2 separate regions of the Homo sapiens genome follow, and region 1 is linked to region 2. Evidence: read pairs that join two places in POLR2A ChIA-PET (ENCODE). Cell type or tissue: GM12878. All regions are shown on one strand. Links, peaks and the distances in the headings refer to the core of each region. The heading gives the core; the rest is flanking DNA.

What was found. ChIA-PET counts read pairs that join two places held together with the same protein. Peaks named below come from ENCODE experiments on the same cell type or tissue, not always from the same donor. Only the 100,000 strongest peaks of a DNase experiment are listed, where the experiment ranks them.
Region 1: POLR2A ChIA-PET joins it to region 2 with 9 read pairs; 4 of 35 experiments call an interaction of 5 or more read pairs at or near these places.

The regions. Positions count from the first base shown.
Region 1 is chr6:156,636,917-156,639,843 of GRCh38, reverse strand. No RefSeq gene overlaps it. Among named protein-coding and RNA genes, the nearest start is that of ARID1B, 140 kb to the left of the region's middle. In GM12878, for the core only: a CTCF peak has its summit at 1,702; a DNase peak (open chromatin) is centred at 1,729; H3K4me3 peaks cover 401 bases; H3K27ac peaks cover 1,460 bases.
Region 2 is chr6:156,781,670-156,784,596 of GRCh38, reverse strand. The region is part of intron 1 of ARID1B (AT-rich interaction domain 1B); the gene reads right to left. Among named protein-coding and RNA genes, the nearest start is that of MIR4466, 3.4 kb to the right of the region's middle. In GM12878, for the core only: no CTCF peak of the experiment used is centred there; no DNase peak of the experiment used is centred there; H3K4me3 peaks cover 2,426 bases; H3K27ac peaks cover 1,854 bases.

The sequences.
Region 1 (2,927 bases), core at 300-2,799, 140 kb after region 2:
CCCATTACTCTCTATCTTATGTTCTGTATTATTTTTTTCCTTATATTTATCAATATCTGAAATTATTTTATTTATGCCTATTTATTATCTTCTAGATAACAAACTACTAGAATGCAAGAACCAGAAGAAGAAAGACCTTGTCTGTCTCATTCGTAACTGTATTTCCAGGGCTTAAAAATAGTGCCTGATCCAAAGTTTGAATATTTGAGAATGAACAAGAGGAATGCCTGATATTATTTTGTGTCTGGCTGTAGAATGGGTGTTGCATCCTGGGTCATAAATCATACAATTGGCTTGGAAAAGGTCTGGCCTGAATAAAACGTGTTGCTTTTATTTTCCACGCTCTGGATTCGTCACCAGTATCAATTAGACCAGTGTTTAACCCATGCAATGATGTTCTTTTTGAAAATTGTAATGATGGTCTATTTGCTTATTCCTGTAATTCCTATTTAGTTTGTCCTTTATTCTTTAATGCTACTTCTTCCTTCTCCGTCTCCTAACCTCCTCAGTCTTCTGTTCTTTTATTACGGTTTATAGATGATCTTTTGTGTCTTGGGTAGGAATGTTTGCTTTATCTCTCTCGGCGAACACATTTTTTTTCATTTGCTGCCTCTGCCGATTATTCCACAGTGACTCATTTCCCTATGTGGCTTGTCATCTTTGCGCATGAGCTCATCTTCAGTGGGGATTAATTTTCTGGGGTGACATGGGATCCCGACCGTGCTCTTGTCTAGATATTCTTGTTTTCCATTTGCTCTTCTGTGGGGCCCAGAGGTTTCCTTGGTTCTGTACCAGTTTTCTTTTTAATTTTTAAATTAAAGTTTACCATCTTAACAATTTTTTGTTTTTGAAACAGGGTCTTGCTCTGTCACCCAGGCTGGAGTGCAGTGGCACAATCATAGCTTATTGCTCCTTCAAAGTCTCTGGGCTCCAGCAGTCCTCCCACCTTGGCCTCCCAAAGTGTTGGGATTACAAGTATGAGCCACTGCACCTCGCTCAACTTAAAAATTTTTAAGTGTATAGTAATGTTCAGTAGCATTAAGTATATTCATGGTATTATGCAATCAATTTGCAAAACTTTTTCATCTTAGAAAATGGAAACTTTATACCCTTTAAACAGTGACTCCCTGTTTTCCCCTCTCCCCAGCCCCTAGCCACCACCATTCTGCCTTCTGTCTCTATGAGCTTTAACTACTCCAGTTACCTCATATAAGTGGAATCACACAGTATTTGTCGTTTTGTACCTGGCCTATTTCAGTTAGCATAATGTCCTCAAAGTTCATCCATGTGACAGCATGTGACAGAATCTTCCTCCTTTTTGAGGCTGAATAATATTTCTTGTATGTATATACCACATTTTATTGATCAGTTCACCCACTGATGGACACCTGAGTACTTGTGTCTACCACCTTTTGGCTATTGTGAATAATGCTGCTATGAACATCGGTGTTCAAACATTTATTTGAGACCCTGCTTTCAATTGTTTTGGATATGTTTACAGAAGTGGGATTGCTGGATCAGTGCCTGTCTTAATTTCTTGGTTGGGGTTCTCTCCTCATGTAGGTAATACAGATGTGAACACCACACATGTGTGTAGCAGGCACTGGCTTCAGCTTCCTATGGGTGAGGCTTCCTACCCCTTGCACTATGGCAAGCTCCCTTGCTGATTCTCTAAACCAAGGCACCGACTTTCTAAGCTCAGTGTCACCACCTAGGCACAGCTTCATGGCTTCCAGTTTAAACAGGAGTTTCGTTTCAGCTTTTCTGTCTTGTACAGGCCCAAGGCCTCATCTCCTTTTGCTGTACAGGCGTTAAAACTTGAGTCCCACGCCTGTTAGGCCTGTATCTGTTTACAACGCCCCTGTCATCTGTTTGGCTTCAGCTTGCACTCACCTCTTTTTCTTTGAGTTGTTCTTTTTTCCTGACATCAGGGAATTTTCTTTCCTTGCTTTTGAGTATGCATTAAAAAATAGTTTATTCAGCATTTTCAGTGTTTGGGGTGTGTGTGTGTGTGTGTGTGTGTGTGTGTGTGTGTATGTGTACGTACTTTCAGTTCTGTTTGAGCTGTGGTGCCAATAGATATTTATTTGTTCATTCAAGATTTTCTGACCGTTTATAGCCTACACAATGATAAGCCTAAGATGACTAAATAGTAATCTTCTGAACTCTTGTAACTCGGGAAGATGTTAAATCATAATACACTAACAGGCAAGATATAGATGTTGCTGTGCAATTGTGGCAGTGGAATCCATTTTTAGCTTGAATCCCAAACAGAAAGGTTGTCTTCCTACTAAAGCTGCACAATGAGCCCCTCCTCAAGCCGTGCCCTTGTGAAACCAGGTTCAGAGTACAGAGACCCGCGGGACCAGAGCTCTGAGCAATGAGGTTGCAGACAAGACCTGGAGCCACACACACCAGAAGAAAGGGGAGTCTTCCTGTGTCAATCAGCAAGAACAGGCAGGCATTTTTGCAACACGCATTATAAAATAGCCTACGTTGCAGAGACGTGGCCTTGTTAATTACTATTTAATATACATGTAACAAGCATATCAGCAAAGATCAATAATTTTCTGCAGATAAGAAAAAGGCCAGTGAGACTTTCGCTGGTGTTATTTTTGTCTGCGTCTATTGGTTTCAGTGTTGCCAGCTTCTTCCTTTCCAAATCCAGGCTATATGAGACAGAAAGAAAACCCAGAGAACTCAACACTCTCATTGTTTGAGTCCCAAGTCCCCCATTCAGTCTACCTCCTTCCATCCACCTTTCAAAGTCTTCTTATGTTTGATTTATATACATATATAATGTCTAGGGTTTTTAGTTGCAATTAGTGGGAGAAATAGGAGAAGTACACCCTATCTTCTTGGTGGATGATTTTTTTAAAAAAAATAAACTTGTGTTATTTTACTGCAATCATTACATTACTATATGC
Region 2 (2,927 bases), core at 250-2,749:
TTCCATTCATTCAGATGTCAGTATAAGGAAAAACAAATGAATACTTAGGACACTCAGGTAATGACTGATACCTAAGTCATTTTATCTTTACCAAATTTCCTGAAGAAAAAGTTGCTAAAGTACACCAAGTTTTTAGATCAGAATTAATTCACTCAATTACCCAATTAAACCAAAAGGGCCATTGAGTCTCATTCAAATAGCCTCCAAGCTAGAGAAAAGATATTTATAATAGTTCTACATCTATGATACAGAAATATATTCTTGGTAGAGGAACAGTTTTGCCTGGTGCCTCTCCCGGACACGACAGGGAACAGGGTTTGGGATTCCTCAGCCTCAAGCAAGCACACACAGCAAGCGTGCGGCACTACTTTACATATCCACAGAGAACCTGCAAAAACCTCCCTCCCATTCAGGAAAGGGCACCTCCGAAAAGGCATGCAACCAAAACCACCCAATCCCAAAAAGGCCTAAGAGGTGGATACGGCCCCTTGAGTAATAACAGCAGTGTAAAATGTCATAAAAATTTTATAACATCCAACTGGAAAACCTAAATATTGCAAAAAAAAAATGGAATTAAGTTTTATTAATATTTTCAGCCTCCATAAATCTGTCATTTTATGCAACACACCACACTTCTATCAAACATAAATATCAATCTCAAATTTACAAATCTACACATACACTCCAAAACAAAAGTGACACGAGTGAAATATCAGTCCCTTTTCCACCCACATGGATCAAAGCACACAACCCCATGAGCTGAGCAGTGTCAGTCCAGTGTAGAGCTGCAAGAAAAGCCTCCAGATTGAGGACACCGGCAAAAAAGCGAATACAGAGTCCTAGGCCAGCACATCCAAAATTTACATCCCCAGTGAGTCTCCAAACGGAGTAGAAAATTTCATGGAACCCTAACAAATGTTCATCAAATCACTCATCTCCTAGGAAAGGGTAGGGTTAAATAAATGAAATGATCATCTTTTCGGTTTGCCTGTGATATTGGAATTTATCCTAGGAAAGCAAGTGTTCCTATTACATCAGAAGTCATCTTTTTAGATAGATACACCCTGCCCAGAATCATAAAGAAATAAAGTCTATTAATAAAAAATAGAACTGAAAACTCAACCGCATTCTATTACACCTATTCTCTTTAAAAGGTATCTGTGTCTAATAAAACGATCAAATGAGCTTATATTAAGTCTTCCTCTACATTGTCTTACATTTTTAAAATCAGTTCTCAAATCAGAATTAATGTTTTTTTTTTTTAAATATCAGAATAAAGACGTTATTTTCTTCAATTTCAGTAAAGGAAAATGACATTCAGAGGTTAAGTATATTAGTAAAAGTGTCCAAGTGTGATCTGCATTATTTCCACATCCATAACACACTTCTGATACACTATGACATTGAGAAAAATGGAACAAGTATAAAAAGCCTTGCCAAAAATTCATGACTAAATATAGACAAGCAGAGCCAAAGCAAAGAGGGGTTAAGGTTCCTCATTATAGATTCAAGGTAAGGATGTGCTAGTCCCTAGCATATACTTACTGATGTAGTATTAATATAAACATAAACCTAAGTGATAGCTGTCTTAAAGAGTGGCTACCACTAAAAAAAAAAAACTACCAAAATATTGTCAAAAGTATGTACCACAAAAATCAGGACTCCCAATGAAAACGATTTTAAGCCATGCATAATTTCATCCCAGATGATTCAGAAAACAAAACTGCAGACATTTGTTATATTTTCTTTTCCTGTTTTTTAAATGATAGGCCCTTTCCATTAGCCACAGTTACTAAGTCCACCTTTTCTAACTATACACAGCCATCCATACTTTGGCAAATATATAAATTTAGGCCACAAAAATTTGTTTACAAGATTTAAAATATCAGACACCCTAAAATTTAACTGGGAGTGATTTTATCAAATAATGTATCTCACACACATTTTAAGGTAATCAGGAACCAGTTTGTAGCTTCCTGCTTCGCATGCTAGCTAATCACTTTTCTTCTAATGGTAAATAAGGCCCTTTTCTTAATACATTGTACTACGTTTTATAAAACTAAAAGTTAAAACTGCATTTATGGAATTCAGTAGAAATGTGGACATCATAAAACCTATGTGCGTGAGTAGACCTCAATATTCCTTTTGAGACTGCTCCATCTGAATACTCATCTTACAAAAATCTAGTAATAAACTGAATCGTCAAATGGCTTATTTCACTTTTTAAAAAGACCCTTCTCCTATAATATATACACGTTTTGTCCCAATTACGAAAACATTTGCCACCCAATAGAAACTATTTCCTGAAATCAAAAATGAAACTAAAAACATATTAAAAGCCAAAATATTTCATCATTTAACAATGTGATTTAATAGCATTTCATGACCTACAGTCAGGCAGTAATTTAATATTTTGGACAAATGACTGTTTCTTAGTATAATTACAACAACTAATACTAAATAATACTAACTTCCAAAAAGAAAAGAAAAAAAAGGATTGTAAAAAAGACACATTCCACATGTTACACGGTAAGGTACTTAAAAGAAATTCCTGAATCTAGGTCGCATGTCCATATTTCCCCCAACCTCAACAAAAAAAAAAAAAAAAAAAAAAAAAAAAAGCCTATTCCCAAGGGTCATAGGGACATAATGGATTCATTCTCATTACAAGAAAACAAAATACTGAAAATGATTGGTACCATTAAGAAAAAAATACTCTAAAGTAACATGGTCCTACATCTGCCTCTAACTTCATTCGTCTCTAGTTTACGAAGATGTGAATTTTAAACTGCTCCTTTAAAAGCAGGCTGACAAAGCAAACCTTTTTAAAATTAATTACGTGGGTTTATTTCCATGATTCTTCTCTATAATGTTTTTCCTCGTGTGAATCAAAAACAAGTTGAAATCACAAGTTTTCTATTAAGAAT